Linked DNA regions of Mus musculus: region 1 is linked to region 2. A link is a loop called in an ENCODE intact Hi-C map of the cell type or tissue named here. Cell type or tissue: heart. All regions are shown on one strand. Each heading gives the region's core, and the rest is flanking DNA. Links, peaks and the distances in the headings are about the cores only.

Region 1 (15,643 bases), core at 3,305-11,304, 90 kb before region 2:
AGGGAGCTGGCACTTGTCTCTGCCCCGTTGCCACCATGCAGATGAGTAAGCCAAGCACAGAGAGGGTCAGAGGCTGACTATGGTCACACGGCGGTGAGGAGCCACACAGTGTAAGCTTGTAGACTGGGGAGGTCTCACTTAATGCTATTTGTGGCTTGAAAAATGATTGCTATGTGTGTGTGGTGTGCACGTATGAATTTGGATGTGCGCATGCTACAACATGCATACAGAGGCCAGAGGATAGCTTCTAAGAATTTGTTCTCCCTTTCCATCATGGGACCTGGGGGTCAAACTCAGGTTATCGGGGTCTGTGCAAGCACTTAACCCACTGAGCTGTATTACTAGCCCCACTTTATAGACCGTCCCATATTCTGTGTGTATATGACATGTGTGTGTGTACTCATATGTGTAAGCTTAAGGATGTACATACAAGATATATGTAATAGGATTCAGGGGATGGCCTTGGGTACTGGTCTTTACCTTCCACCTTGTTTGAGACAGAGCTTATTTACTGTCTACTCTTGTACACACTGGGCTAGCTGGCTCGTGAGCTGGAGAGTCCCCTGTCCCTGACTCCCACCTGGCCTTGGGAGCCCTAGGATTACAGATGCAAGCCGCTGCACGCTGAACGCTAGGTGGATCCTGAAGCTCTGAGCTCAGGTGCTCATGCCTGTGTAACACTGTGCTGGCCAGGGATGCGGAGTGTATGGCACGGTCCTCATCCACACGTCCCATTTATGAGCACTTTTTTACACCAGGTGGGGAAACTAAGTCTCAGAGAGATGTGGCAGGGCGTCGCAGAGCACACTGCTAGGAAGAGATGGGCTGGATTTGCCAGCCAGTCTCCAGATCTCAGACCAAGATAAGGATGGCAAGTAGAGGCTGAGGGCTAAGTGTGCTTCCTGTGCCTGCAGAGTCCCCACAAACCAGGGGCCTTCAAATACACAGCCTCCAGCTCAGGAGCCCGGAAACGTCAGTGAAAGCATTCACAACATGCCTGTGCCTCTCTAAAGGTCTGAGGACCGGTCCTTTCCAGCTTTGTCCTAGCTGTGTGGTATCCTGACAATGTTGCCTTGAACTGGCAGTCATTTTAACCTGTGTCACTCTTAACGATGGGTGACATCTCTATGTACCTTCTTCTAATATGACACTAGTCATCAGCTGAGGCCCACTCTAATCCAGCATGTATCAGGACCCGCTGTGCTTGGGTCTGGGAACCCTGACTACGGACGGGGGGTGGGGGGGGAGGGACAAAGGAAGGACAGACACATGTACAGGAACACCGGAGTCTGGTGGAGGCTCAGCACTCCAATGGAGCACGCCTCCTACCACCAGCAACCCAGAATCTCTGCATTGCCTATTTATTAAGTACAGCACAGGGGAGAGGTTACCAGCCTTGGTAGGAAGTCTCTGTAGGTGAGCAGCCTCAGGCTGTAAGCATCTAAAGGAGGAAGAAGCGTCAGATGCTACCAGTCTTTGTATATAGGAGGCACTCACTTAGACTCCTGAGGAAAGCTTTGTCAAGCCTTTAGAGTCTCACCAGGGTAAGGCTTTGTCATTCCCTTGGGGCTAAGGTCTCAGAATCCTTGACACAGTCACTCAAGATTTCAGTCACTCAGGGAATCCCTGCTCCTTACAAGAATGACCTCATCTCTGTTTACAGCTCCAAGGACCTCTTAGCAAATAAGGGCACATTCTGAGGAGGTCAGAGAATGCTCATCACAGTAGACATTGGGTTAAGACCACAGCTGAGACTTAGGAAGTCCTTTGGTGTGAGAAACTCCAACATCTCCACACTCAGATGGCCATGGCCTTTTGGAATGGGGGCCAGGACCTCACTGGACTCAACTCAGGTCGCTGGGCATCACTAGTAAGGTTAGGGTTATGGGATCCCCTAACAGAGACCCCAGCAGATTCCAGGGTTGCCACCACTTTCCACTGTGAAACTCTGCCTTCATTTCTCTGCATTCTGTCAGCCTGCTTTTTTACATTGCAATCCATCTACTGGGCCTCATGCAGCACTGGAAGGTTTGCAGACAGTCGATTCACGGCAGGCTTGGCCTTCCCCCCTGGGTTGGGGTCTGGGTCTCTGGTTTGAGCTTGCTGTGGAAGAGCAACCTCTGCGGCTACTCAGGAACCAGCTCCTGGAGTCTGAGGCTGTGGGCCTACAGGCACCTGGAGCTCTTGTAAAGCCATCTCCCTCACATCCTGCCACCCTCAGCGCCTCACTAGCTGGGTGGGATCGTACAGGCCATATCTCAGGAAATTGTGTTTGAGAAAGTGCCCAGGAGGTGGCTATGATCTGTGGGGGTGGGCATAGGGGGTGGGAAATGGATGCCACTATTGTTGGGGAAAAAAAATCTTTCTTAGAGCAGGAGAATGCTTGGGAAATGTCTTCTGTCTCTTTATTGCTGGAGAACCAGACCAATTAACTAGTTAATGGTGATTCACTGGATACATAGAACTAGTGAAGAGGATTTGGCTGCATTTCCAGCGGTAGCCGGCTGCCTCAGGTGAATCTGAGGTGAAGAGCCAGGCACAGGGCCCCCTCCCACCACTACTCCCAGTGAGCCTTACCATGGGCCCTCTGGGTGTGATATGGAGCTGATGAGGTTTCTCATCTTAACCCTGGGATCCCAAACTGGGATCAAATCTTGTAGTTCCTAAGTCATGGGCGCGCTTCTTCCAGGGCTGGACAGGTTCTGAGGGTCCAAGGTCAGGGTCTGCTGTTCGCCCTGGCCTCTGCCAAGGCACTAAGGCCCAAAGGGATCCCACAGGCTGCCTGATAATACCATGCCCTCCCACAGGATCCTGCTGTAGCCATCCCCAAGGGAACACTCATGGCCATTTTCTGGACCACCATCTCCTACCTTGCCATCTCAGCTACCATCGGTGAGTAGCCAGCACGGCACGGATGGCAAGAATGAGAAAAGTGGATCAGCCCTGTAGTAGGGCTGGAGGAGACTGCAGTGTGGGGCTGGCCTCTAACCGAGACAGGTCTTTGGGGTGACCCTTGAGCCCTGCTTCTGGGGGCACCCGTCACCTCCACAGTGACAGTAGTATGCTCACGGTGAGTGAGGCCAGACTAGGCCCCTCTGATAGCTAAAGACATTGCAAATCCAAATTCCTGCGTGAAGCCCATGCACAATGTCTAATGATCACGTTTAATCTGGGCTCTGCCATTGCCTTAGAGAAGAAAGCCAGGGCTCTGAGGGGTAGCACCTCTGTACTCATTTACAGCATTCGCCTTGGAGGCGAGCTGTTCACAGGTGGCCAGGGAACTCGAACTTTCTCATGGGCTCTTGGAGACTGAGAGCCAGGTCTCTGCTTTAAGGACATGGAGCCCATCCCTTCAGCTCTCCCTGCCTTGGGTTAACAGGGAGCAACAACAAAATTAAGGGTATTACCTTGCTCAGATTGTCAGGAGCCCCCAAATACCTCCATACCTGCTACTATCATTAACGCTGTCACATGATAAGCCACCCTGTCCACAGTGTCTTACCCTCTGCAGAGGTGGCCATCAGCCTTTGGAGATGGGGAAGAGGGTAAAGGGAAGAAAGGGGACACACACACACACACACACACACACACACACACCTCCACACACCTCCTTCCTTTCAGGCTCCTGTGTGGTGAGAGATGCCTCTGGGGATGTGAACGACACCATGACTCCTGGTCCAGGCCCCTGCGAAGGGCTAGCCTGTGGCTATGGCTGGAACTTCACAGAATGCTCCCAGCAGCGCAGTTGCCGCTATGGCCTCATCAACTACTACCAGGTATAAGCCGTGGGCCTGGCTGCTGGACACCCAATGTGGGCTGAGATGTCAGGACCACAGCCTGCTGTGGGGAAGGGATGCCCTGTAGTGTTTCTAGTTCAGCACCCCCCACATTCCCACAGACCATGAGCATGGTGTCTGCCTTCGCACCCCTGATCACAGCCGGCATCTTTGGCGCCACCCTGTCTTCTGCCTTGGCCTGTCTTGTCTCGGCTGCTAAGGTCTTCCAGGTGAGGTTGCAGAAAGAAGGCCTGGGGGGGGGGGCTTATGGCTAGGAAGAGCTGAGTAGGAAGATCCCCACTTCCCCATGCCCCTCCCATCCAGGCTGCTGTGAAGTGGGTCATGTGCTATGGGTCTGGGTGGAAGGGAAGGGAAACAGGCTAGCAAACTCTTAAAGGAAGTAGCCCTATCTCTGTGGCGAGGCGAGGGCTGGGTTATTTATCATTCTCAGAAGTGGAAACCTGCTGAGGTGTGGGCACACAGGGTCAAGGGCACGGTTGGCCCTGAGAAGGGCAAAGGGGAGGTCCCAGCTAGAGTTCGAGTGTGGTTTTCATTCACTGTCCACAGTGCCTGTGTGAAGACCAGCTGTACCCTCTGATTGGCTTTTTTGGCAAAGGCTATGGCAAGAACAGGGAGCCTGTGCGTGGCTACCTGCTGGCCTATGCCATTGCTGTGGCCTTCATCATCATTGGTAAGGGGCTCCTCCTCCTGCCCCCTGTGAAGGTCCTCGGACCCGCTCCCTTTACCCCCATGTCACTGGGCACTCAGTGAACAGCACTTACTTGGTGCTGGGGATGGGACCAACCAGGGCCAGGCACAAACTAAACACTGCTTTACTATCGAGCCACACCCCAGTCCCAGAACATGAACCTTTGCCTGGGTGAAGCCCAGCCTGGAAGGCCCTTGGAAGGCCACACAATCCTTTCCCCCTCCAGACAGGGTGGCGAGTCACGCCAGGTAGTGAGGGAACTTCTGTGTCTTTCCTGCTTTCTGCATTCCAGTGTCCTGACAGCTGGGACACCACCCCTCCGCCCCAAGGACACCGGTGATGGGCCAAGCTGACACAAATGGCTAGCTCAGTCACTATCTGTATACATGCATAAACTAGACAAAGCCAGCCTCTCACCCATGTAGCGGTTAGGTAGACTGGTCTCTGCTGGCTTTGACCGTTGATAAGTCCTTTCTCTGAGCCACCGTTTGCTCCGCTGTAGAGTAAGGGGCAGTGCATAGTTCGTAAGCCTCAGATGGGCAGAAAGAGAGCGTGTGGGAGGGCACAACCCCATACAGATGCACATACCCAAATATCTCCTAGTTAATGCAGCCGAGGATGCAGAATTCGAAAAAGAGAAGCGACTACCCTATAACGTGACAGTCCCTGCCCCACTCCCTCCCTTCCCCTCTTCCTCACCCCTCCCACCAACACCTTCCTGTTAGAGTTAGATCCCTGCTGCTCAGGTTGGTCCCATTAGTCACCCACCCATAAGACTTGCCCTAATAGTTTGGTCGCTATTGCCCAAAGGAAGATTCTAGATACTAGATCCTCCATCATATGAAGAAGTGGCTCACCTAGGAGACTGAGAAGTGAGTCGTCTGGCCTTCTCAAGATCCACCCCTGTCTCCTACTGCTCAGGCGCAGGCCCGATTCTTAGAGCTGTAGGCTTCTGGGTGGTACCTTTGGGCTGATGATTCTGACTTAGCCCAACTGAGGACTATGGCCCTAAATACTCAAGGGGACCTAATAAGATTATGTGAAGAAATACCTGTCCCCAAAGAGCTGCTTGTCTTTCTCTGGGCTCCCCAGAGAGACTCTAAGCTCAACATGCACACGATTATGTGAGTGTACTGGGGCCAGGGAGACAAGGGAGAGAAAGCCCACTGTGGACAGGACTGGGAAATGTTCTCAGGGGTCCTGGGTCACATTGACAAATGCATTCCTTACATTTATTTGAGATCAAAAAGTGTCATGGCCACTGTCCTTAGTCACCCAGTAGCCTGAAAAGGCCCATCCCCCTGTCTTCTACCTTCTAAATATTTTTATACATTTGTTATGGGGGAGCAGGAACACATGAGGGTCAGAGGACAGCCTGCAGGAGTCCCCTTCTTCCAGCATGGAAGGCCAGCAGGCTTGGTGGGCAGCATCGATGCTTGCTGAGTGATCTTGCCGGCTCTCTCCGTCTTCGTAAAAACTGACGCTAAGGTTTTCTAAGACACTGACCCTTGGAATTTCATGGGGCAAAGGACTCGCTTCCCAGATGAGAAGGTTGAGTTGACTGAGCATCCAGGCTTAGCTGTGCTAGGGACCATCTTGTGAGTGTGTGCCAGGCAGCTCCTGTGGTGGAGCCCCAACGTGTTGCCCCTCTCTCTCTGGGTCTTCGAAGCTGAACTTAACACCATCGCCCCCATCATTTCCAACTTCTTCCTCTGCTCCTACGCCCTCATCAATTTCAGCTGCTTCCATGCCTCCATCACCAACTCACCTGGTGAGCAGACTCTCTCCCAACCACAAAAAAGTGGGGAGGAACGGGGAGGGGTAGGGGGGAGACGGGGAGGCATGGTGGAGGTGGACAGCCTACATTTAAAACCACACGAAGGGAATCTTTGTACCCTAACAAAGCCAGCCATTCTTTACAGAGCATAGTGCATCCTTTACGGGGGATGGAGGTTGTTCTATAGTTCCACCCTTCACCAATTTCTCGGGTGTCAGAAGTCTTGATTGCTCAGAAAGGGATGAATTTCCTAGTCACGGAAGGTGTAGCTGTTTGTGCACAGATGACCGCTAGGGGGCGCTGTTTATACTGCAGCAATTTAATTGCATAGATTTTTGGAGTGGTGGTTCTGCTTCTTCGGCTGCTGCAAACCTTCTAGCAGATGGCAATAGAGAGCAGAGAAATACTTGAATCCCAGATCTTCAAAGGGCCTGTTATCCTGCCACTTTCCAGACAGAACACACTGTGCCTGGCACTCTTAGAGATGCACCATGGTACAGTGGTCACTAGAAGTGGCCCTAAAATAGCACAGAGCTAGGAAGAATCAAGTCCTCTTTTCATCCCTTTAATCTCCTGGGTTCCATAAGACCCTTGGGATCTGGTACTGTTGCTGATGTTGGGACTGTGTTTGACCAGGTCTGGATGTTTCCTTCCTGGTATAGCTTGTCACCATGGTGAAATAAATGCCCAACAGGCAAGATTGTGGTACTCCCTAGAGCCTTCCTACCCCACCCCGGGAGTTAAGGCTGGTGGGGCCCTAGAGGTAGTGGGTACAGGCCAGGACAGCAGCACCCGATTGTGGAAGCATGGAGATTGCTGTAGCTCTGGGAAGGAGAATGCTCCTGAGCATGCGCATGTGCACTGGCCTGGCCCCGCCCAGGATGGAGACCCTCCTTCCGATACTACAGCAAGTGGGCGGCGCTGTTTGGGGCAGTGATCTCGGTGGTCATCATGTTCCTGCTTACCTGGTGGGCTGCTCTCATTGCCATCGGAGTCGTCCTCTTCCTCCTGCTCTATGTGATCTACAAGAAGCCAGGTGTGTGGCCACTGACCCCTGAGGCCCCCAACTCCCTGCCTGGGTAGCCATGTAGCCTGGCAGGCCCCTCATCCCAGCTGGAGCCTGGCCTTGGCTTCACCCTCAAGTGGGACTCAGGCTGGCCTCTACCACAGCCTTCCTGAGCTCGGTGCTCAAAGGAAAATGCCCACTGAGAGCCAGATTTCTTCTGTCAGATTCCTAGAGGGGCTACTTGCTAATGTGTACATACAGGGCAGGGTGACCAAGAGTGACTGTGCAAAGGTGGGCACTGAGAAAAACTGTCTACCTGCATGAGGCAGGGTCCTGGATGGACTGCAGTCTGAGGGAGGTAACCGTAAACCTCTACATCTGAACATGGCCTTCTAGATGGTCACAGAGGTCTGCTTGTCTAATGGGAGTTCAACCCCTAGCTCCATGTCCTTGAATTAGGTGGCCATATATGTGGCACTTGGAGTCAGACTTGCACTCATTAGGAACAGAGATGCCACCTGTCCATCAATCCACGGCCTTGCTCCCAAGGTGCTCTGTGCCTAAGAGAGCAGGACAGTCCCTCCTCCCCCCCACCGCCACAGGACTGGTTGCTTCCTGCAGTTCTGAGTCTTGTTCTCGCCTCTCTACCCACAGAGGTGAACTGGGGTTCCTCAGTACAGGCTGGCTCCTACAATCTGGCCCTGAGCTACTCCGTGGGCCTCAACGAGGTGGAAGACCACATCAAGAACTACCGGTGAGCAGGGCTTTGGGGCCAGCTGGGAGCCTGGAGCCAGCCATGGTCCTTTGCCCTGGCAGGTCCAGGATGGTAGACCAGGATGGTAGCATCAAGGTGGAAGAGCCAGTGTAGGACTGGGGTCAGGCACGGCCTGATAGAGACAAAGCAAGGGAGAGGTCTTCATGTCTCAGTTTCCACAGTGGACGCCATGCTGTCAGGATCACATGGTCTGATTCCTATGACACAATCCTGGGTTGGTTACAGTGACAAGCCTGCCCTTCAAAATTAGTCCCTAATGGTAAGGGAAGTCACTCACCTTCCATCTTCTTCTCACCTGGCTGTAGTAGATTCAGTGAGATCTATGACCCACCTACTGTGACCACAGACACTCATGACAAACCTCTGAGGGTACTAACCTCAGACACAGAAAAGGACCAGTGAGGTTTGGAGCTGTTAACAACCCCTGTTTGCCCAGCTGGTAAATGAACCAATGAGTCTGGCTCTGATTGACAGGAATGCTTAACCTGTGCTGACTCCCAACATAAAGGTTCGGGCATCTGGGCAAGGTACAGTGAGTTTTTAAACAATGGCCTCCTTATGACTGATCGGTACTCTGCTTTTGCCACGCTGGGGTTGCCAGGGCAAAGGAAGTAGGTAGGCTGGTGTGTCTGATGGCCCAGGCAAGAAGGACAGGGATACTTATAATATCATGGCCTCAAAAAAAATCCTGAAAGATCCCTTGAATCACAGCCTCCCCAATGTGTCACAATATGTGTCCCAGTGCACACAAGTTTCACCCAGGACCACCAGGATTCGGGAGTCAGAGAGCATCTTCCTTTAGCATGAAGGACCTAAAGCATCTTTCCTGATGCCTCACGCTGTGTTCTTCCTTTCCCTAGCCCCCAGTGCCTGGTGCTTACAGGGCCCCCCAACTTCCGCCCAGCCCTTGTGGACTTTGTGAGCACATTTACCCAGAACCTAAGCCTAATGATTTGTGGTCATGTGCTCATTGTGAGTACTCCTGGGAGGCTGGGTGGGGAGTGGGGGGAGGGCACCTATACCCTAGGGTGTGTGGGTGGGGGGCGGGGCCTGGATGCAGCATCTACCCAGGGATAGGAGGGGCAGGGGAAGTGGACCTAGCAGAATCTGGCCAGGTCTTTCTTTTAAGACATGGTCTCATGAAGCCCAGGCTGGCTCAATTCACTCTGTAGCTGAGGTTGACCCTACATCTACCATCCAAGCGCTGCCTCTAGCTTTCATTCTCTTTCACTTTCCCTCGTCCGCTCTAACCAAGAGTACTACTCGGTGCTTCCGAGTCTCAGGGGAGCCTCTAGGACGGGACAAGGGCTGAGCAGGCTGGATGGTGAGGGAGGACAGCCATGATACCACCTGTCCCTCACCCACAGGGACCTGGCAAGCAGAGAGTGCCCGAGCTCCGGCTCATCGCCAGTGGACACACCAAGTGGCTGAACAAGAGGAAGATCAAGGCCTTCTACTCTGACGTCATCGCTGAGGACTTGCGCAGTGGCGTCCAGATTCTCATGCAGGTGTCCTGACCAGGCTTCTTAGAGGACTCAGTCAGCGAGGCAGCATGCACGGTAGACTGTGCTGGTCTCGCTGAAGCTTAGGTGGCTGCAGCGGGATCCCCACTTGCCTATGTCTCAAGCTGCGCTGGTTCAAGAGCGCCCAGGACTCCTGGGAACCTGTGGGGACTGTGTGGCTTTGCCCAGATCCTGTTTCTGCCTTATCTGAGTCTAAATTTAGTTTAGGTTTTAAAATTTTTTCTCTTTCAGTATCAGTATTGGGCCTAGGGCCTTGATGTCATTTTACTAAGCAAACAAACCAAAAAGTATCTGAGACTAAGTATCACTAAATTATCCCGGCTGGCCTTGAGCTCGCTCTGCAGCCCAGGTGTGCTGTGACTTGCAATCCTCCTGCCTCACCTTCCAGGTTAGATGGGAAGCCTTTCCCCCTCTTACTTTTTTCCAGATATAGTTTACACTTAGCAAGGTGGAAACCATGAAGTATCAAATGTTTGCATGTGCGGCCACCCCACAGTGGTGTATAACCACGGCTCACAGTGGTTGTAAACCATGGCTCACAGCGGTGTAAACCATGCGGCCATCCCACAGTGGTGATAACCATGGCTCAGACTGACATCTAGACTGTCCCGCTGGGCAGTGAGTTCACTGCTCCGTGTCGTCATGGAAGGCATCTGAGAATCCTTTCTAACGGCTTTAGCTGTTTCTCAACTTGGAAAAAAAAATGTTTGAGGTCGCTCCCAAGTTTCCCCAAAAACGTTTTAGAAGTAGGTAGAGGTAATGAGGCAGTGAAGTGTGTGCTTGGTGTCTGGTTGTTCTGTGGGTTCCTTTTTTCTTTTGTTTTGTTTGAGACAAGTAACTACCATGCAGAGCATGCTAGCTTTTGACTCATTGTGTTGCCAGGTGTACCCCAAATTCCTCCAACTCATGCAAAGGACCTCCTGTTTTAGCTTTGGGAGGTTGGGGGACTGATACTTGGGGATCAAGTACAGGGTCTTCTGTGTGCTAGGCAGGTGCTCTAGCACTGAGCAAAACCATTATGTGCCTCAGCTTCTTGGTGGCTATGACTAGAGGCAAGTGTACCATGTCCAGATAGATAGATAGATAGATAGATAGATAGATAGATAGAAGATAGATAGATGATAGATAGAGATTGATAATAGACAAAGATAGATGATAGAAGATAGATAGATGATAAATGGATGGATAGATGGATAGAAAGATAGATGATAAATCGATAGATAGATAGATAGATAGATAGATGATAGATAGAGATTGATAATAGACAAAGATAGATGATAAATGGATGGATAGATAGATAGATAGATAGATAGATAGATAGATAGATAGATAGATAGATAGAAGATAGATAGATGATGGATGGATGGATGGATGGATAGATAGATAGATAGATAGAAGATAGATAGATGATGGATGGATGGATGGATAGATAGATGATAAATGGATGGATGGATAGATAGATAGACCTATATAGATATAGAGAGATATGTGAATTTGTTTTGAATTGTATACTTTTAAATGATTTCTTTTGGAGACAAGGTCTTAACAGTATGGCCCTGGCTAACTGAAACCATCTATGTAGATCTTCAGGCTAATCTCTAATTCACAGAGATCTGACTCCTGTCTCTCCCTGGGCCGAATGGTCAATTTACTATATTGATTTCACTCCAAATATTTTAAAGAATCCTGACATAGAAGAGGGAGAAGGAGATGGAGAGGCAGGGGGAAACAGAGGGAGGAAGGGAAGGAGGGAAGGAGGGGGGTGTGAAAGGGAAGACCCTGACAGGATGTGGACGTCTGTAACCCCCACACTTTGGAAGCAGAGGCAGGAGGATCGACAAAAGAGGGAGGGAGGGAAGAAAATGGGAGAGACAGGGAGGAAGGGAGGATATTCAGACTAGGTGGCCCAAGGTTGCTGTAACTTGACACACAAACTCAAGTCTCATGCTTTCTGTATAGACAGAACCCTGAGCCCCTTGAAGCCTGGGTGGGAGGGGTGGCTGGGAGGAGCAAGAGCCCCTCCCTGGTCATTTGTCACAGGACAGAGCCCCTGTGATCCTAGGCCTCGGTGCTAGACCACCCTCTGACTCGACTCTTCTCCCCGACCCCGGTAGGCCTCAGGGCTTGGGAGAATGAAGCCGAACATTCTGGTGGTTGGATTCAAGAGGAACTGGCAGTCTGCCCACCCAGCCACAGTGGAGGACTACATTGGTGTCCTGCAGTGAGTGAGCGTGCAGGTGCAGCCTGTGAGCTGTCGGTTTGAGCCACCGGGGCTTCCTGGATAGCGGGAAACAGAGCAGAGGCTGGGTGTGCAGAGGGTGTCTCCCCTTGACCTTCATAGACCCTGAGGTCATCAGGGACTTGGCAGCAGAGAGGAAAGTGGGCTAGGTGTGAGACTCTGGGGAGCCGTGGGGATGGTGGCAAACTGGAGAAAGCACTGGCCAGTTGTGCTTCTGGGATGCAGGCTTGGGGTCGCAGGAACTTTCAGCTTTTCAGAGGAGCCGAGAAGGGTGGTTGTTAAGGGAAAATCCTTGAAGCTCACAGTTGCCAGGCACACAGATCTGAGGTGGGACAGGGAGCAGAGATGGGGAGCTAGGACTGAGGACAGTCCCAGAAGGCTTCAAGATTGACTCTTAGCCTCAGCACCTCCACTTCTTGCCCTTCCAGATGTAGGGGATGCCTGTCTGGATTGCTTTCCGCTGTTGTCCCATATCAAAATACAAGGCTGAGCTTTGGGGCCCTGCAGCCCACATCTGGGTCTGCTGTTAACCTGCTATATAACTCAGCTCTGACTATGGCTGACTCTACCACAATTATGTCATGGGGTAGAAAATCTGGCCCCCAGGCTCCCGGGAACTCTATTGTCTAAGGCAGTCTGAGAAGGAGTCTAATGAGGGGCAAGCATAGCCCAATGGGTCAAACGCTCAGGGAGGCCTTGGTATTATCAGTGAGTCAGTAAATATACTCTTGGGTCAGAAGTCTTCAAGACATCCTTTATAGTGACCTGTCATGTGAGAGTGGCCATTCCTATGTGCACACCTGTCCATCGGCTTATCGTCCCAGCCACATAGTCTTGGTCCCAGCTACTTCGTTCCTTACTGTCTGACTGTGATGAGGCTACCCCGATCCCAGGACATGTTTTCCTGTGTAAAGTGGAGTCACCAAGCCCCACTGTTGTGGGCAGAGAGGTTGACAAGATCAACTCATGAGTGTGACATGGAGCAGGACCCAATTTGGTTTCCCCAGGAGTGTCGTGGATGACACTCCAGTGCTGCCTGTCTACTGCACATATAGGGAAACTGAGGCTCACAGACCAAGGCTAGACGGGATCTCCTGGGAGCTAGGTCACAGGGCCAGCAGCTTGACCCTGCATCTTCTTTCTAGTGATGCCTTTGACTTCAACTACGGGGTTTGTGTCATGAGGATGCGCGAGGGGCTCAATGTCTCCGAGGCTCTGCAGACCCACAGTGAGTACCTGCTGCATCTGATGAGCCCTGTAAAAAACCAATACCTTTTCTAAGCAGTGGAAGAGAGGGAAGTGTTAGTCGAGTCACAGACTCTGAGGTAGCCAATTCTTAATGGTTCCTTGGTGTCCGTCAGTTTCCAAATGGAAGTGAGATCCAGAAAGGGCACGTGACTGACCAGGGCAAGGTCATACTTCCAGCTAGGGCCAGAAAGGAGACTAGAGTGCTCCAAGTCACTGCTGTGCTCTGATAACCAGGTGGACCTGATAGAGGAGAGGCATCTATAAACACCATCAAGAAAATACCTAAAGGCCATGGGCTCTGACCATTGGATCTCAGGTCTGTCCTTGGCACTCAAAACAGAAACATGTTTCGCGGCATTTGCACCTGACTGTGAAGATTCTGACTTAGTGATAGACGTGGGGGAGACAAAGGGTGGTCAGGACTGGCAGACATGCAGGCAGGATTCTGTTCCTTGCAGGCAGAGGTATTATCACCCGGGACCAAAGATATTCTTATGTCCACAGCATCTAGACAACAAATATTTTTGCAAGCTTTGTGGCAGTCATCGATCATACTCTAGGCAGGGAGCAAAAAGCTCCCTCACCCAGGGTGGCAAGCCTCCAGGGACAAAGCCGATGCTGGATGCTCAGCGTAATGGACACACAGGTCACCTCAGACATGAGATTATCCTGAGGAGACGGATGCTCAGAGGCCCCTTTGAGGACAAGGCCTGGCTGATGCCGAGGAGAACAGAGCTGGGGAAAGAATGGCTTAGGTGCACAGGCCCGATGCGCCCCCCATACACACTATGCAGTTAATCCCATGTTTGACCCCAGAGAGGGAGGCAAGGGAGCCTGTGGCCATCTGTGCCCAGCATGGGCCAGCCCCCCTTCCCCACCTGCTCAGATCGGGGTACTCTTATCCTATGGGAATGCTACTATCAGGTTATCCAGGAATTTGGCCAAGAGTAAATGGCTTTCTCTTGTGACAGTGGTGTCCTAATCACCAAGGCTGGGTGACTATAGGTTTTGGTTTCCTGTTGAAGATGACCAGCCCGTGGTACATTTAGTTCCACCCCTTGTAAGACTCCCTCTCAGTGTTCAAATGCAGAGAGGAGCAGCATGCAGTTGCCTTCCTTCAGGGGTGTGGGGGAAAGTGGCAGCTGGTAAGAGATGTCCTGCTACATCTGTGAGGGGAAGAAGAGGTACAGGAAGATGGATATGCTCTATCTGCATGGGGATGCTGCACAGGGATGTTGTATGGAGATGCTGTGCGGGGATGCTGTACAGGGATGCTGCACAGGGATGCTGCACAGGGATGCTATACAGGGATGCTGCACAGGGATGCTTCAGAGAGATGCTGTACAGGGATGCTGCATGGGGATAATACACAGGGATGCTGCACAGGGATGCTGCATAGGGATGCTGCACAGGGATGCTGCATAGGGATGCTGCACAGAGATGCTGCACAGGGATGCTGCACAGGGATGCTTCAGAGAGATGCTGTACAGGGATGCTGCATGGGGATGCTTTGATGGGACAGAGTTCTTCCAGCCAATCGTCCCCCAGTGCCCATCAGCATCCAGGGAGAGGGAGCTGGGGGCCAGGAAAAGGTTCAAATAGCACTATATGAAGTATGGGAAGGGACATTAGCTGTGTCTGGCCCAGCCTGCAGGATGCTTCTGGCCACTGCATGCTCACCTTGGTGACAACGGCTAGCCCACCTCTCTGGGAAAGCTGGCTATTTTCAGGTGGGTCCTGGCAGCAAATCTGCTGGCTCTGCTCTAACCTTCCCCTCCTGCAGCAACCCCAGAGGCATTGATACAAGAGGAGCAGGCTAGCACCATCTTCCAGTCGGAGCAAGGCAAGAAGACCATTGACATCTACTGGCTGTTCGATGATGGAGGTCTGGTCCCCTCTGACCCATCTGTGTCCCCTGGGAGTTTCTGTCCTCGGGGTCTCTGCATCTCCGGGCATGCTGTTCTGTCTTGTACTTACTGAGGCCTCTGGTGGGACCCAGAAGCCAGCAAAATGGACAGATGCCTTAGCCTGTCCTGGTTTTAAAACACAACACTCAGCTTCAATGGCTCTGCCTTGATAGAGTAAGAAAGAGACCACAGCCCTGCCCTAGTTGAACACATCGACTCTCTGTGTGTAGGTTCCCCATGAGCCTGTCCTCCTGTAGACCAAAGTGCTGAAAAAGAAAACCATGTCTGATTGGACATGCGTAAACTAAGTTTCCCGTCACCGTTTCCTCCACAATAAAACCCAAGAGCAATTTCCATGGTACCTGATCTGTGGCAGGAAGGACAGGAGAGGACCTAAGGGAGATTCAAGGCCAGGTGTAGGGTCCACACAGATCCTATACCATTCTCTAAAAGATATGTGGCACCTGAGGGCAGGTCCTGGAGCCCATCTCCCTGTGGATATCCAAGAGTAACTGTGTAGTTCATTAATGGTGCCTATGCATGCTGGGATATGTGAATCTGTGCCTGTCAGCAAGTGCTCTTATGGGTTCAACCTAGTGCAGTGTCTTTCTCTGCAAATCAAGAAACTGAAGCACAGGGAGGCATACACTGATCTCATGGTGGCTGAGCCTTGGCCTTATACG
Region 2 (15,643 bases), core at 4,667-12,666:
AGTGTGGGTTTAAGGGGGCATATTGAGGTGAGGGAAATTTCCATTCCCAAGAATTCAATGGGTGGAATAAGCTGTATTTTTCGAGGAGCCACTTTAAATTCTAGGGAGGACCAGGGAAGGTGTTAATTGATCCTTAAGTGGGTTGAGGGAAGGTGGAAGAATCTTTCCACACCAGAACAGTATGGGGAGACTCAATATTTACCACTGGTCTAAGTAAGGTTTCAATGGAGTGTCCATGGCTTCATGGCAGAGGATGGGACTGTTAGCTAGTCCCTGATGAAGAACTGTCCATTCATATTATGAGGCTAGCCCAGAGTTGTTAATGGGAGAGGGGGGTACTGAAAATGCAAAGCAGAAGAATAGAGAAAGAACAGCCTCTGGAGTCTATTGTCACTAGAGGGACCTTGGCAGGCGTGGCTGAAACATGGGGCAGCCCCCTTGGAGGAGAACCCCAGATTCACGTGGTTTTTATCAGTTGCCCTTATATCTGGTAATAGTCACCATCCCCTGAACTCTTTTTTATATCGAACACAGGGGTGTTCCATGAACTTCGGGAAGGTCAAATATGTCGGAGCAGGAGCTGCTTTTTTATTAGTTTTGTGAGGACTTCAAGTTTCTCCCTTGATAGAGGCCACTGTTCAATTCAGACAGGCTGGTTAGAAAGCCAGTCAAGATGGGGACTATTAATTTTTAGCAGTAGCCCTTAAAATTGGGAGTGATTTGGAGGAGAGTGAATAAGGCTTTGGGGGGGGTAAAATGTTTCCTTATGGGTACAATCATCTATCCTGATGCAATTCCTTTCTGGTTGGCTAGCAAGCACCACTTCCAGGGCGTCTAAGTTATCTCTCCCCAGAAGATTGTTTGGCAGTGATATTGGCTATTAGAGGGTGTACTAGACTGGTAGCTCTATCAGGGTCTTTCCATCCATAGGCCTGCTTAGTGATAAGTGCAGGGGAGCAGCCCCCTATTCCTAGACACTGAGGCTCAGGGATCAGTTGCCAATTGTGTGAGTTCTCTTCTTGCCTCAAAATTGTCTTGTCTGCCCCAGTTATCAACAGAGCATTTGAATGGCTTGACATCTATTTTTTATGATGATTTGGGGGTGGAAGCCTTCTGAGAGGCTGGACACCCATAAGGTCTCTATGGGAGTGGTAGAGTCCTACAGAGTGCAGGGAGAGGGGCTGGTGGGGCCGAGGGCTTATGGGGCCGTTTCTCAGAGGGACCCTAAGGGGGTGGGAGGATATATGACTTTTGTTTTCTGTTTTATGGGCTGTAAGATCTGGAACAGGGCATTCTTAGGCTCCCCTGACTAGGGAAATGCAGCATCCTCAGAGGGTCCCATTTTAAGAGGTCCTATGCATTGGTAGATTGCAGCTATAACAGTCAGGAAATGTGGAGAGAGAGTTTTTCCCTTCTTGGGTGCCTCTTCATCTGGGTAAGGTAATTAATTGACTTTAGTCAGGGATGTAAAGACCATCTGTGGCTATGCATGGTGCGATTTCAAGGACTTCTCCCCAAATGAGGGGGCTTGCCTTTCGGTGAGTCTTACACCACTGGATTTTAAAAGGACAAGTATTTCCTTAATCTGAGGTTTCTTTTGATGTAATGAGGTATTTCCCAAGATAAAAAAAAAAAAGTTTGAAACATGGAGATCAGAGAGGAACTTTCCCAGGAACTGTGCAGTTCCTGGGGAGATTCCCCAAAGACCCCAATCGTAGCCTTCCTGAAGTTGTAAGAGTTGCAGCGACCACCCTAGTGGTTTTTGTTTACTGGTCACTGTTACCAGTTTTTGCCAACACCCAAGCAGGCTGTTGGGGTCCAAGCAGAGGGTTAGGGGCCTTCTACCAAGGACAAGGAGTCACCTTGGCCAGAAGGCATCAGTTGCCCTGTCAATGTGTGTGAGCCCAACACAACCTCACAGACTGAAAACAAGGAAGGAAAGGATAGACCGTCAGCCCTCGGTGTGAGGAGGTTCAGGGTCTTTGAGCGAGTGCCAGAAGGCATGGAGTGACATTCACCTATCCACACTTGTGCCAGTGTAACTTTAATTTTTTTAAAAACCTGCTTTTCATGATGGTTCTTACAAGCTTTAACCTCACTTCCAGCCCATCACCCACCAGAGGGAAAGAAAGGGTATTAGGGTACAGGGGAACTGGACCTGTTTAGCAATGGTTCTTTGGAGCAAATCCCATCTGCATTATCAGGAAATCAACAGTTCAGTTTACTGATCAGCAGTGGCAGCGAGATTCAAGAATATACCAGCAGTCCAGTTCGGTAGATCGGGATAGCAAACACGAATCAGCAGTGGTGGCAAGACCTAGCAGAGACAGCCAGGCTTCAGTTGAATTGGCATAAGTCAGCAGGAGGGACAAAGATCAACAGGAACACCAGTAGAAGTTCTCTGCGGTGCCTCTCTCAACAAAGCAAAGATCATCAAAGACCCGAGACCAAAATGTGTTGAAGAGCTAGCTCTATTAGCAAGCTCCTCTCATCGGCTGTTGAGTCCTATTTACACGCCCTCCAAACATCACGTGTCCTCTATGGGTCTTGCCTCACCAGGTGTCTTGCATCACAACGTGAGTCTGACTTAACAAAACTCCCCATGAGTCTGTCTCAGCTGACATCATTCTGCCAATTGGCCCGAGTTTGTGGAAGCAGCAAGGACCTGCCGCATTCCATCAGAAGTTTTTTGGTGCGTTTCTCTCTATGGAGAGAAAGGCAGACCAATGCATCCCTGTCAGCATCGAATCCTTCATCCTATCACATGGTGGGGTACTTTCACATGTTTGCTTTTACGGAACATCCTTTCACCCGAGTCTGCTTCAGGAAAACACCCCTTCATGTGTTTGCCCCAGCAAAACATCATCTGACACTACTGAGTTTTCAAAGAACCCTTAAATTTCCACTTCATACCAGAGGCCCTGAAACAACCACTTTGGGCACCAGCTGCCACTGCCTGGTGTCTGCTTCTTCCCTCTTCCTGACCAAGCCAGGCCTGAGTACCCTGGCTGGAGAAAGGGAAGCTTAGCCAAGCAGATGGGTGCAGGCAGGCAGGACCGTGAGTGGCAGTGAGTGCCTGGGCAAAGAACACACACCCGAGAACAGCGACAGGGAACTGGTTCAGAGTATTGGGTGGAGGACAAAATCTATTTAAACCTCTGTGGGATGAGTAAGAGCTATCAGGGTGAGTGTAGGCCCAAGGTGCTGGGGAGGCCTCATTTGCTCGAGGAGGAATTCCAAGTGTCCCTGCTGGACTTCAATAAGGGGAAAGGAAGTTTAACCTGGCTAGCAGCTAAAGGTTGTGGGCACAGGGCTGTGTGAACTGGGGCACGCAGGCCAGGAGCTTGGGAGAGGGATCCCACTCCTATCGATCTCAGGACGAGATTTCTAGGGTTTGGTGAAGCGCCCAATCGCTGGCTCTGAGTTCCTTTGATGGACACTGGGCTATCATACCAAGGAAGATGACACAATCAGCGTGGAACCCACATTTCACTGCACACCTGCATCTTTTGGTGGCCAGTGGTAGAGGGGCTACTTAAGCCACATTTGAAAGGCTGAGCAGGAACGAACTAAGTAGCCGTATAAGAAAAGGGGCTAGAGCCAACGGTGGCACGTGTGGGGTCCGGAAACATTCACTCCCTCCCTGACTTGGCGACACAGTCATCTTTTCTTTCACTAACCTTATCCTTTTCATTGTGCTGATCTCTCTGCAGAAGCCTACATAGCATCTCTAGGTTCCTGGGCACAACCACCCCCACAGCCACACCATGGTCAGGCAAGAGTCCTGGGACCAGTCCTGGTCTCTCCCTCATCATCCAAGTATGAGTGTTGACAACCCTTTGTTCCCCACCCTCAAAGCTCCCATCACCCCCCCACCCCCCGACCAGCTTCCTGCCTGAGTCCAAATGGGAGCATCTGACTCATCCACTGTCCCATGTGGTCCCCACACTGCAGGGTGAGGGAAGCAGGAAGTGAAATGGATGGGAGAGTCTCACAGAAGAGAAATATAGAGTCTCTGAATAGGCAAGCCAGTTCAACTTTAATGTCAAAGGGAAGGTCCCCTCCGCAGATTTCCAGCCTCCTCGACCTCCCCACCCCTCGGCTCCAGCTCCAGTCCTGGATGGGTTTCTTCAGGCATGGGCCAGTACACCGGCCCCGTGGGATGGTTTGTCCTCACAGCCCTCAGAACGCACACGGTATTAAGAAACAGAGCCTTTGAGAAGCAAGAGGGGTTTCTGCATTTTTTTTTATTTTTATAAATTTTCAGCTGATTCTCAGGGTCGTGAGCTCCTGATCAATCAGGAGTGGATTAGTGACTCCCAAAGCAGACTGTGATAAAGCCGGACCACCCCTTGTCTTCCCCCCTCTCCACCTGTGCCCCCTTGCCTGTCTTTACTGGGAGTTGAAGCAGTATGATATCTTTTCTGAGGCCATACTTATGATGCCATAAGACTTTCCAGCCTCCACAACAGGCTATTATGTATGTGTACTGTGAGACAAGTAAAGTCACCTTTTTAAAAATGCATGTACAGCCGGGTGGTGGCGGCACATGCCTTTAATCCCAGCACTTAGGAGGCAGAGACAGGCAGATCTTTGAGTTCGAGGCCAATCTGGTTTACGGAATGAGTTCCAGGATGATCAGGGCTATATAGAGAAACCCTGACTTGAAAAAACAAACAAACAAACAAACAAACAAACAAACAAACAAATGCATGTGTGCGTGCATTTGTGAATCTTTGTGTTCATGTGTGTGCAGGTGTGTATGTGTCTTTGTGCCTGCTTGTAGAGACCAGAGTATAAACTCACTTGTTCACTGTCTACTGCATCTGAGACCAGGACTCTCATTGGCCTGGATCTCACCAATTAAGCTGGACTAGGCAGCAAGTTCCAAGCCCTCTCCGCTCCCTTTTCATGGTCTGAGCTCCCCTTATCCCTGTTCTCTTCTGCCCTTGGATCTCAGAGCATGAGTCTGATACTAGATGCAGCCAGGGGCGTGGGGAGGGTTCTTGAAAGGTTCCTGGAAAAAAAAATGCTTAGGGGCTGGAGAGATGGCTCAGCAGTTAACAGCACTTGTTGCTCTTGCAGAGGACCCAGGTTTGGCTCTAAGCACCTTCGTGGTGGTTCATAACTGTACCTAACTCCAGTTTCCAGGAGATCCAATGCCATCTTCTGTCCCTGAGGGCACCAGACATGCACTTAGCATACATACAAACAGGCAAAGCACTCATACATAAATAAAAATAAATCTAAAAAAAAAAGTGTTTGTCAGCCCCAGATGTCCAACAGGAATTTCAGGCTCTGTAATGGTCTCTAGGGTAGCGACATTGGCTAGAAGCTACAGTGGATCTCTCCCTTAAGGAGCCCCTAAATCCCAAGGCTTTCCCTTAATGCTACAGAGCATAGGCAGGAGAGCTTGCCACCCAGGTAACCCCTATGTCATGCCCAGAAACTCTTACATCACTAAGGACATTCTGAGAAGCCCTTTAGAGTGTCCTCTTGCAGCCCCCATACCCTAGCTTGGACCTTGGAAGGCATCCTTAGCAATAATAGAAAACAGGTGTACTGCCCCCACCCCCAGTATCCTTGTCTGTCATTTTGGAGCAGGTCTCTAGGTCTGTTGGGGGGTGGGGCACTTACAGGTTCCCAGAGAGCATATAACAGGATCTATGGCAACCCAGAGAGCAGAGGCTTGTTCGAACAGAACAGACAGACCCTCTCTGAAACCTACTCCTCTGTGTCGCCCACCCCCCATTCCTTTGCCCCCCTCCCCCATTCCAGAAGCTGTGCATTGGGTTAACCTCTAAGGACCAGGACAACCTTGGCCCAGGTCAGATGCTGGCAAACCTGATTAGAATCCATTGCCTGGAGGCTATGGCTCTGCTCTTTCCAGACAGCAAACAGTGCTTCCCCCAGCCAGGGCTCTGAGCAGTACATCTTCTCATCTCTGGTCCGTAGGCTGCTGGTCTGTAGGCTGCTGGTTTATTAGGCCTTAGGTAAAGGGGACTTTTTTTCCCAAATGAAGGACCCTTTCTACCTCCTTGGGGTGTGGGGATCCACTTGTCTTACAGTCACCTAATATTTCCATCTGTAAGTGTAAGGTTAAAGGTTCGAGCCCACTTCCAGGTTTGAAAACCTATCAAAACCCGCCAATCCCTGATCTTGAAATCCCACCAATCCCTGAGCTTGTCTTGAAATCCCACCAATCCCTGAGCTTGACTTGAAATCTCACCAATCCATGCCTTGGAAATCTCCTGTGGACACACACACACACACACACACACACACACACATACACACACAAAGAGGTCTCCTGTTCAGTTCCCTGTATTGTTGCTGCTTACCTGAGCAATAGCAGATACCCTCTTGCATGAGGTTTGTTACACAAACCTAACTGCCAAGGAATATCTTAGCCTTAAGAGCAGCAACAGTTGCACTGGGGAAATGTTCCCCCTCAGAGCAGAGCTGTTCCATTGGGGAAGGCTTTTTCTTCAGAGCTGTAACACTTGCAGTAAGTTCCCAGTGAAGTGTACTCTGTCCAGGTCTCCGTCTGTTCACCCTTCTTCAATCTTCTGGCACTTTGGGCCAGTTCTCACACACAGGGACCCAGCTCTCCAAAGTGGATAATCATGCAAGCCACCAAAGAAGAACCCTATGTACTTTAGCCAAGGGAACCTGGTATTCATGGTTTTCAAGCCATTGGTTGAGCTGCTATGAAAAGTCTTTCCCTGGGGAGATGTGAACAGCATCTATCTTCCCCTCCTAATTACAACCCAAAAGTCCGTTTCACCACAGTTCTCCCCGGGGAACCAGTGAGTTTATTGTACTTTCTTACTTACAGAGCACAGTGACCCCAAAGCAGCTACACTGGAAAGTCTCCACCCAGCATGGACGATGGCTTGATGGCTTCCCCAGAGCTGTATAGGTGGAGCCTTCCCCTCTAGTTCTCCCCAGCCTATATACTCTTGCCCTGTCTAGAGGCCTCATGCAATTAGGGCAGAATTGCACACAAGTGACTGGGAGGAGTGGCCAGAAACTCAGGAGAGGGTCTAATGTCCTAGTCTCATGAAGATGGCAGCATCTGAGCTCATAGGATACCTTCATAACACAGACCGAACACAGGGTAACTCTGGGGAAATGGTTCTCTCAGAACCCTTATTGGCAGGCCTGTTTCCACAACAGGCATGGAACTGGGTTTCCGATCCGGTGTTTCTCATTGCCATTATTGTGTGACCTTGACATCTCTGGATGAGACATCTAATGAGATGTTAACCTCTGCCTGGATCCTTCATGGGGCTGTGTGGGTTTAAGTACATCTAAATATGGCCCGTGCTTGTCTTTCTGGGTGGTGGCTACTTGTCTGTGTCCACTGAAAGCCCTCTGTCAGCAGGGAAGGATGTAGGTCCAGCAACACATAATGGTTGGGAGAATATGGGGTGAGCCTTACTGTTGGGCTGTAACTCTTCTCACACTAACAGATGACAGCCCACCATGTACCACAGGCTGGGACTCCACCATGTGACAATAGGAAACGGAGGCTGGCTAAAAACAAGGCATCTATTTGTAAGAGGCGAGCCAGGTAAGGTTGGGAAAGCTAAGAGTCACACATAAGTAATCAGTCAAAATAATAATGACTCCCCCCCACACACACTCTTGCCTGTCAAGAACTTTCTAGATTTCCGGCTCGGTCCCGGGAGGGAGGAGGTTAGAAGGTCACAGGAATTTGAGATCCAAAGAAGGGGACTAACGTAGAAGGATTTCTTAAGAGTTTTGGGCACACAGCACATCTGCTCTAACTTCTTCTGAAGGAATTGGAAGGTGCTCCTTCTCTGGTCCTCAGGACAGATGACAGAACTGAAACTCAGAGTCAAGACTTTTGTCTAGGGCAGTGTTTCTCAATCTGGGGGACCCAACCTCTGCCAAGTCAAATGATTTCATTATGATTCGTAACAGTAGCAAAATTACAGCTATGAAGTAGCAACGAGAATAATGTTATGGTTGGGGGTCAGCACAGCGTGAGGCTGCAGTATTAAAGGGTCCCAGCATTAGGAAGGCTGAGAACCACTGGCCTAAGGTGATGTAGCCAGCACTTAAGAGGAGGACTTGAGCCTGAGGTTTGGGGGTCATGGGTGTGCTGATGACCCTGCCCTACAGTGCTAATGCACTGTCTCCCCATTCCTCCCCCAGAGCATTCTGGGAAAGTTGCTTCACTGTGGGATGTCACAGAAACCATCCTCAGGAGGAGCCTGGCCTCCTGTTCTGGGACAAAGACAAGAGGCAGGGCAGGTTGTAGAACTTGGAACAGAGACAGGAACTTTCCAGGGCTGACGCTGGCCCTGTAGTCCTTTTCTTACCGCCCACCTCTTTCCATCCCTTATCCCTGCACCAAGCTTTCTTCTGTAGCCTAGGCAACCCTTGCACCCAGGGACCAGCAGAGACACACCTGGAGGCCGCGCTTGTCCAGGTCAGGTCTCAGGTGATGAGCCGCTGTCGCCACTGGACCCTGGACCCAACTCCACGAAGTTTTGCTCAGTGGCTCCTCCTGCCTTCATCCTACATCGTCTCTGGGAAGTGTAGAAAGAAGGGTTGTGCGGGTCCTGCTGCGCTCTGGCCCCACCCACTTCCTGGCAGATGCCCACCTTACCCAGTCTCAGTAGTCAGAGAGGCATGTCCCGCTGCGATCTCCAAGCCGCGGCGGGTTCCGGGCACGCTACTCGCGCGCCCTGGGGCTGGCACTTTGAATCCACGTGATTTCTCGGCAGCGGCAGTAGAGTCTATGAACTAGCGAACAGCGCCCGCTCAGTGGCCACTTTCAGTTTCCACAGAGCGCGGTGGAGAGGGAGCTGAACTGGTGAGTTACCTGCCCAAGCCGGGGCGCGGAGGGAGATCTGTGCCTAGAGAGAGGAGGGGGTGTCAGGGGCTAGGTGGATAGACAAACGGACTGAGGGGCCCGGGTGGGTTGGGGTACTGGTGGCTTAGCAAAATGCAGTCGGACACTGTAATTTGGGGACCACAGAAATTGGAGGGAGTGGCTCAGTTTGGGAAAAAACTTTGTATGTCTGTGCGCCCCCTCTCCTGGTGCCTGCCACACTTGTCATCCCCCACCCCCAACCATACTTTCTTCTTGTTTTTTTTTTTTTCTTTTCAATGCCTTTGCTTTAATAATAATCCAGAAGCCGCCCTGTTTGCTACATATAATTCTGAATTTTCAGCCAAAACAACAAAACAAACAAACAAACAAACAAAACCCCACCTTTTATTAGACAGATAGAATTTGGCTGAACCGTAGCAACTTGCTGTTCTATAGAGGAAAGCTGCGTTCTCTAAGAGTTGCCAACCTCAGGTCGGTGGCTTCTGGCTACCAACATTGTGTTGGAACAAATACTAGATATTAAGGAATGTACAAAAAGACAGGGATCTTTAAAAACAAAAACAAAAACAAAACAGAATATTGTGTTTTAAAAGAGAACGATGTTTCTTGAATGTCCATCACCTGTATTTCTAATGATCATTGAAACTTTCCAGTCACAAGGGTAAGCCTGGGCAGCCTTTTGTCCCTGGCCTACCACAATGCCACGTGGGGTTTAAACCATTTTTTTTCCACTCAGAAAAGCTGAGCTGGGAGCTCTGGGAGGTTCCTGGAGAATTCTGGGTCTTCAGTACTATTGGTATATATTGTCAGGATTCTTCTGAAAAGGGCGGGAGGGGCTTCATACAGAAAAGGTATTTTGAAAATTGACCTTCATGATTGGGGGAAAAGGCTAGAAAATGACCAAAGGTGGGTGTAGCTGAGCCATACCTGCAGCTTTCTCTTCCTGAATCGCTTTCTTGCAAAGAAAGGAAACCCGGAAACCTGCCAGGTTCCCTCTGGGATGTAGCTCAGAGACAGGGCAGACCCTGGTTTGAGTCCCCGGCGCCACAAAAATAAGGCACCAGGCCTGAGCTCCCACCAGAGAACAGAGTGGGCGGGAGTGACTGGAAGTTCATAAGGCCCCTCATGGTGTACTGTCCACAGACCAGCACCAGCAATTATGCCTTGCCTGCCCTGCCTCCAGGACCAGCGCCCATCTGTCTTGGAATAGGACCTCTGGGTGCTCTCAATACTGTGCATCATGACCATGAGTTACGATTTCAGATCTTGGAAGGTTGGTTCCCCATCTATAGTACAGACATTATGTTCAAAATTTATCTCCTGAATCGAGTGAGACGAAATAGAAACAATGCCTCGGCCACAAGTGTGAGGAGCCTGGGGTCCTGATGGGACAAATGCCGAAGCTAAGGGAACGCCTTAGTGCCTTAGTCTGCTTAGTCCGGTCTGCCCAGAAAGCACAGGTTGGCCTGATCTCAGAAGCTAAGTATGCTTAGGCCTAGTAAGCACTTGGTTGGGAAAGTCTGCCTAGACCTGTTCCCGGACCAGCCCGAGGATAGCAGTACCTGGTCAATGTCTATGTGCTCTCTCTCTCTCTCTCTCTCTCTCTCTCTCTCTCTCTCTCTCTCTCTCTCTCTCTCTTTCTCTCTTCCCTCTAGAAAGAGTTCAACAAAACTCTGTAGATTCTCTTCTCCCATATTTTGTGCTGTGTGTTGGGTAAAGAAGACATCCCCACTGCCTCTGAACGTGACCTTATTTGGACACAGGGTGACTGCAGACACTTAAGATGAGGTTGTAGGGTGGGCCCAGTAAGACTTCTGCCCACTAATAGAGGCGATCAGCATATCCACATAGATACCTCAGGAAGGCGGCCATCTTGGGGAGGCAGAGACTGCAACTACAAGCTGAAAGACAAAAATCCCAGCAACCAAAGTGTCCCAATCGGAAAGAGGAAGGCCCCTTTACTAGCATCCTCAGAGGATGCAGACTGCAGAGAATAAAAAAATAAAAAGCCATTTCTGCCAGCGCTTGATGGAACTTTTGTTTTTTTAACCACATCTGATACATCATCCCAGCATCTCTCCTCTACCACCAGCAGAGAATTGTGGCAAAAGAGATGCAAACACTTAAGTGTTGGGGGAAGGCACGGCTGAGAGGGCAAGAGATCTGCCTAGCTTCAGAAGATTCTGGGTTCTATCCTTACTACAGAAGACAAGCAAAAACCTCTTTGTAGGTGTTCTCAGGATGCAAAGCATCGTCTCTCTTCACCAAATATGTTTCTGTGAGTGTAGTTGATAGCCTTTAATGCTAGCACTTGGGAGGCAGAGGCAGGTGGATTTGGGAGTTCGAGGCCAGCCTGATCAACAGAGTGAGTTCCAGGACAACCAGGGCTACACAGAGAAACTCTGTCTCGAAAAAACCAAAAAAAAAAAAAAAAAAAAAAACAACCCAAAAACAAAACAAACAAACTCCTGTTTCTGGGTCCCTGAAAGTGGGTAGAGGCAGCATGACCCCCATTCTTTTCTTTAGGAGAGCCTTGAGTCTTCCATTCTGTGGATCTCGGAGATGTGGGTAGCAGGCTTTGTGATTCTGGTCACCTGTGACTTCGGATTCTTCCCTTTCTCTGTCACTGCCTCAAATCATAGCATAGACACACCCATTGCTCCAGATTGCTCGATCTTCCTGATGACCTCATATGGTGCTCCTCCTAACTCTAACTCAGAGAGGCACTGGCCACCCTCTGACTGACTCACCCATGACTCTTGTTGAAGGGTAATTACAAGAAGCTGATATGCAGAGACCCTCTAGCACTAGGTTTTTCCATGTGTTTGTTACCATATTTTAATGAACTCAGATATGTTTTTTAAAAAGTCACTTGTTAAACTAAATAATATGTATGATGCTAAAATAAAACCAAAGCTCAGGTGTGGTGCCATATACCCAGTATATATAGGTGGTTGAGGCGATGAGAGTTGGAACATAGTTGGTCTCAGAACCTAGGTACTGAGACCCTGTCTCCAGCATTTTTTTTAATCAATTACTTAATTAAGTAACAAATACATCTATAGAGTAAAAAATCCAGTCACTCAGATGCTATCTGTGAAGACAAGCAAGAACAAGCAGTGTGATTGGGTTTCTGTATCTTATTCCAGTGTCTCTCTCAGACTTTACAGACAAGAGTATCCAGTGTTTTCCCCTACACAATCAGCCTCAGCTAAATAGACTTTAGATCATACACATACAAATATACAGACGTACATATGTGCTTCCATGACCATATACATGCACACACATGTGTATTCTCTCTCTCATGATGAGAGTGTACTGCATAGAGTGTGGACAGGTTTTTTTTTATTTAATGCAATAAATAATCTTTTATTTTTCTCTCTATATTTATTATTTTGGTGCTGGAGATCAAACACAGGGCCTTGGGCATACCTAGTGAGCGCTTTTCCACTGAACCATGTCTTCAGCCCTCTTTATGGTTGTATATTCTCTGTGTGTAGAAAAACCTACTTATGCAAGTATATTCTGTACTTTGACCATATATATATTATATGTATATATACATACATACAGTATATATTAGATGTAAAAATTAATATATGTATTTTATGTATCTATAAAATAATGTATTATTTTGTACATCTATATAAAATCCAGGATCCACAAATGAAAGAAAACATTCAATGTTTATTTTTCTGAGTTTGTCTGGTGATCTCCAGCTGGGTCGATTTTCTTGCAAACACCATCTTTCTTTTTCTTTATAGATGAACAAAATACCATTTGTGTGTGTGTGTGTGTGTGTGTGTCTATGCCACATTTTCTTTATCCGCTTTACTACTGGCAGACACTCAGGCTGATCATACAAACTTGGCTATTGTGAGTGGTGCTGCAATACCATGGATAATAAACATGAGTGTGCAAGCGTCTCTGGGATGTAATGTTTTGGAGTCCTTCAGCTGTACATGAGTTGGTGCAGCTGTATCATATGGTGATTCTATTTTTAACTTTTATTTTTAAGTACCTCTGTATTAATTTCTATGCTGGCTAAAATAATTTACAGTCCCAGTGAGTGTACACACATGCACAGACACACACATGCACAGACACACACACACAAATATGTATACTTTCCTATTCCTGAATCCTCAATGGCATTTGTTGTTTTCAGAGTGGGGTGAGATGGAACTCATTATTATTTCAACTTGCATCCTCCTGATGGCTAAGGAATTGAACCTTTTTCTTTTTTAATTTTAAAAAAATTTGTATGTCCATTGGTCCTTTTTACCTTAGTCTGTGAGAGCTGTCTGCTCATTTCATTAGCCAATTTACTGACTGTGTTGTTTGGTTGTCTAGTATTTAGCTGTTTGCGTTATCTAGTCCGGCTGTCCATCAGCTGCCCCATGGACAGGTGCGGCAGCTTGTCCACTGTTCCGCCAGTGGGCTATTTCACTCTGTAGATTCTTAAGTTGCACACAAGGCTTTACATTGTGTCTGATTCCATCTTTCTGTTCCTAGAATTGTTTCCCATGCTTTCTGAATCCTCTCTGGAAGGGCTTTGCCTAAACCTGTATCTCGAAATGTTAGGCTTGAGTTTTTCTCTAGTGGTTTCAGAGTTCACGTCTTACATCAGAGTCTTTGACCCATTTTTAATTGGTGTGTGTGTGTGTGTGTGTGTGTGTGTGTGTGCACAAGGGAAGATATAACTACCTAGTCTCATTCTTCTCTGTGTAGATATCCAGCACCATTTGTTCAAGACTCTGTTTTTATTCCAACATATGTTTATGGCATGTATATTTGTTAAAAATCGGATAGCCACTGTGTTGTTGTGTGGGTTTATCCTCTGTCTTATTCACTGATGTGTGTGTCTCAGTCTCATGCCGTCTTTGTTACTATGGCTCCATAGTATATATTAAACCAGGAATGTGATACCGCTAGTTTGTCCCTATCGCTCGGGTCTGCTGTGGCATCTTTTGAGATCTTTGCTTTGGGATCTTTTGTATTTCTACAATTGTACAATTTTATTTTTATTTCTATGAAGAATGTTAGTGGAATTTTGATGAGAATTGCATTGAATGTATAAACTCTTCTCTGTAATATGTCAATTTTCCTGTATTAATTCTACCAATCCATGACAGTAGGAAGTCTTTCCATAGCCTTTTATCTTTGATTTCTTTCTTTGGTGTTTTAAGATTACATTGATAAATGTAGAAGTCTTAGTCCCACTGTCTCGATTAGATTTATTCTAAAGTTTTATTTGTAAAGCAATTATGAATGGGGTACTTTTTATATTTCTTTCTCAGCATGTTCATTATTGGATACAAAGTCTGCTGACTTCTGTGCCATTTACATCCTGACACTTTGCCCAGTATTTATCTGTTCTAAGAACTTTCTGATGCATTCAGTACTGACTCATTGCATGATATTCAAATTGGTGTTATTTTCTTTCTTACTTGCATCCTTTTTTTTTTCTTTCTCTTGTCTTGTTGTTTCAGCTGAGACTTCTAGTACTATGTAGATTAAGAGTGGAGAAAGTAGACATTCTTACCCTGTTCCTGATTTTAGCAGAAATATTTTGAATTTGTCATATAATGTTGGCTGTAGGTTTGTCATATATAGTTTTATATATTTATATAACTATACATAACTAGATACATTATGCTGAGATATGCTCCTTTTATTCCTAATTTTTTATAGTTTTTTTTAAATCACGAAAAGATAGGCGTTGGATCTGTCAAAGGCTTTTTCTGTATCAGTTGATATGATCCTGCAATTTTTGTTTTTGAGACTATGGTACATTAAATTTATTGATTTTATTTGTTGAATTACCACTGCGGCCTTGAGTAAAGACAACTTGATCATGGCAAATGTGCTTTTTGTACTAAGAACTTTGGTTTGCTAGCATTTGTTGAAAATTTTTATACCTATGTTCATTAGAGAGATTAGCCCCTAATTTTCTTCTCTTTCCCCATCTCTCTCTCCCCTTCCCCCTCCCCTCCCCTTCCTTCCTGTCTTTCCTTCTTTGTGTGTCTCCCAGTGAGTTTCATTAGGGTCAGTTACAGAAGCCTGTGTGAGGCTTTGTACACAGCAGCATTTACCAGTAACTAAAATGTCTTCCCCAGCCTCATCTGCCATTAACTCAGGGAGGGGTGGGGCCCCATCAGCACCTCCTGCTAGATATGTCCTCTGACTCTTATATTCTTTCTTGCCTCTTCTTTCACAATCCTACCTAAGCCTCCAAGTGCACATATAAATGTCCCATTTACGGCTGAGCACCCAATAGTTATTCTTGTCATTATTTTTGGCCAGTGAGTCTTTGCAGCCTCCACTGACCAAAGCTGACAACAGCATTAATTATGATTATTAATTATCATTAATCAGATTATAGGCATTCATCAGGACTTTTGCATTCTTTCCCCAGCTTCTACCATGTTTGATTTCCTTGATTTCTCAAGCCCCTGACTTGTGTCTCCTCCTCCGCCTTGTCCGTGATTCACAAACTTGTTTTTTTAATACTGAAAGGCCTGGGGAAGTCTTTATTTGGGAGGAAGGCTGGATATCGCCTGCTCATGAGGGGCACATGGAACGTTTGAGAGAGGAGAAGAAGGGAACGGTGGCCCACAGTGACTGGAGGATGGCAGAAAAAGGCAAAGATGAGACAGGGGAGGGGAAGAAGGGAGAGCAGAATGAGGGGAAACATTGTTCAACGTTGGCCTTTGTGCTCGTAACTGCTTCTGCTGTGTTGATATTTTGCATGTAATTTTACAAAGGAGC

Evidence for each region. Peaks named below come from ENCODE experiments on the same cell type or tissue, not always from the same donor. Only the 100,000 strongest peaks of a DNase experiment are listed, where the experiment ranks them.
Region 1: it touches region 2 in a loop (5-fold over the local background); 1 of 42 quality-filtered maps calls a loop at or near these places.

The regions. Positions count from the first base shown.
Region 1 is chr8:94,336,872-94,352,514 of GRCm38, forward strand. Slc12a3 (solute carrier family 12, member 3) reads left to right here. Exons shown (of 25, transcript NM_001205311.1): 9 at 2,808-2,892; 10 at 3,622-3,776; 11 at 3,899-4,006; 12 at 4,344-4,467; 13 at 6,155-6,256; 14 at 7,143-7,298; 15 at 7,923-8,022; 16 at 8,904-9,015; 17 at 9,411-9,551; 18 at 11,681-11,787; 19 at 12,951-13,033; 20 at 14,837-14,938. Among named protein-coding and RNA genes, the nearest start is that of Slc12a3, 15 kb to the left of the region's middle. In heart, for the core only: a CTCF peak has its summit at 6,569 (motif pointing right); DNase peaks (open chromatin) are centred at 4,100, 6,640, 7,070 and 7,250; H3K27me3 peaks cover 955 bases.
Region 2 is chr8:94,425,586-94,441,228 of GRCm38, forward strand. 9330175E14Rik (RIKEN cDNA 9330175E14 gene) reads right to left here and starts at 9,518. Exons shown (of 3, transcript NR_015514.2): 1 at 9,251-9,518; 2 at 8,642-8,891; 3 at 7,542-8,561. It also overlaps a transcript of Nlrc5 not described here. In heart, for the core only: a CTCF peak has its summit at 8,806; a DNase peak (open chromatin) is centred at 8,766; H3K4me3 peaks cover 886 bases; H3K27ac peaks cover 371 bases; H3K27me3 peaks cover 3,748 bases.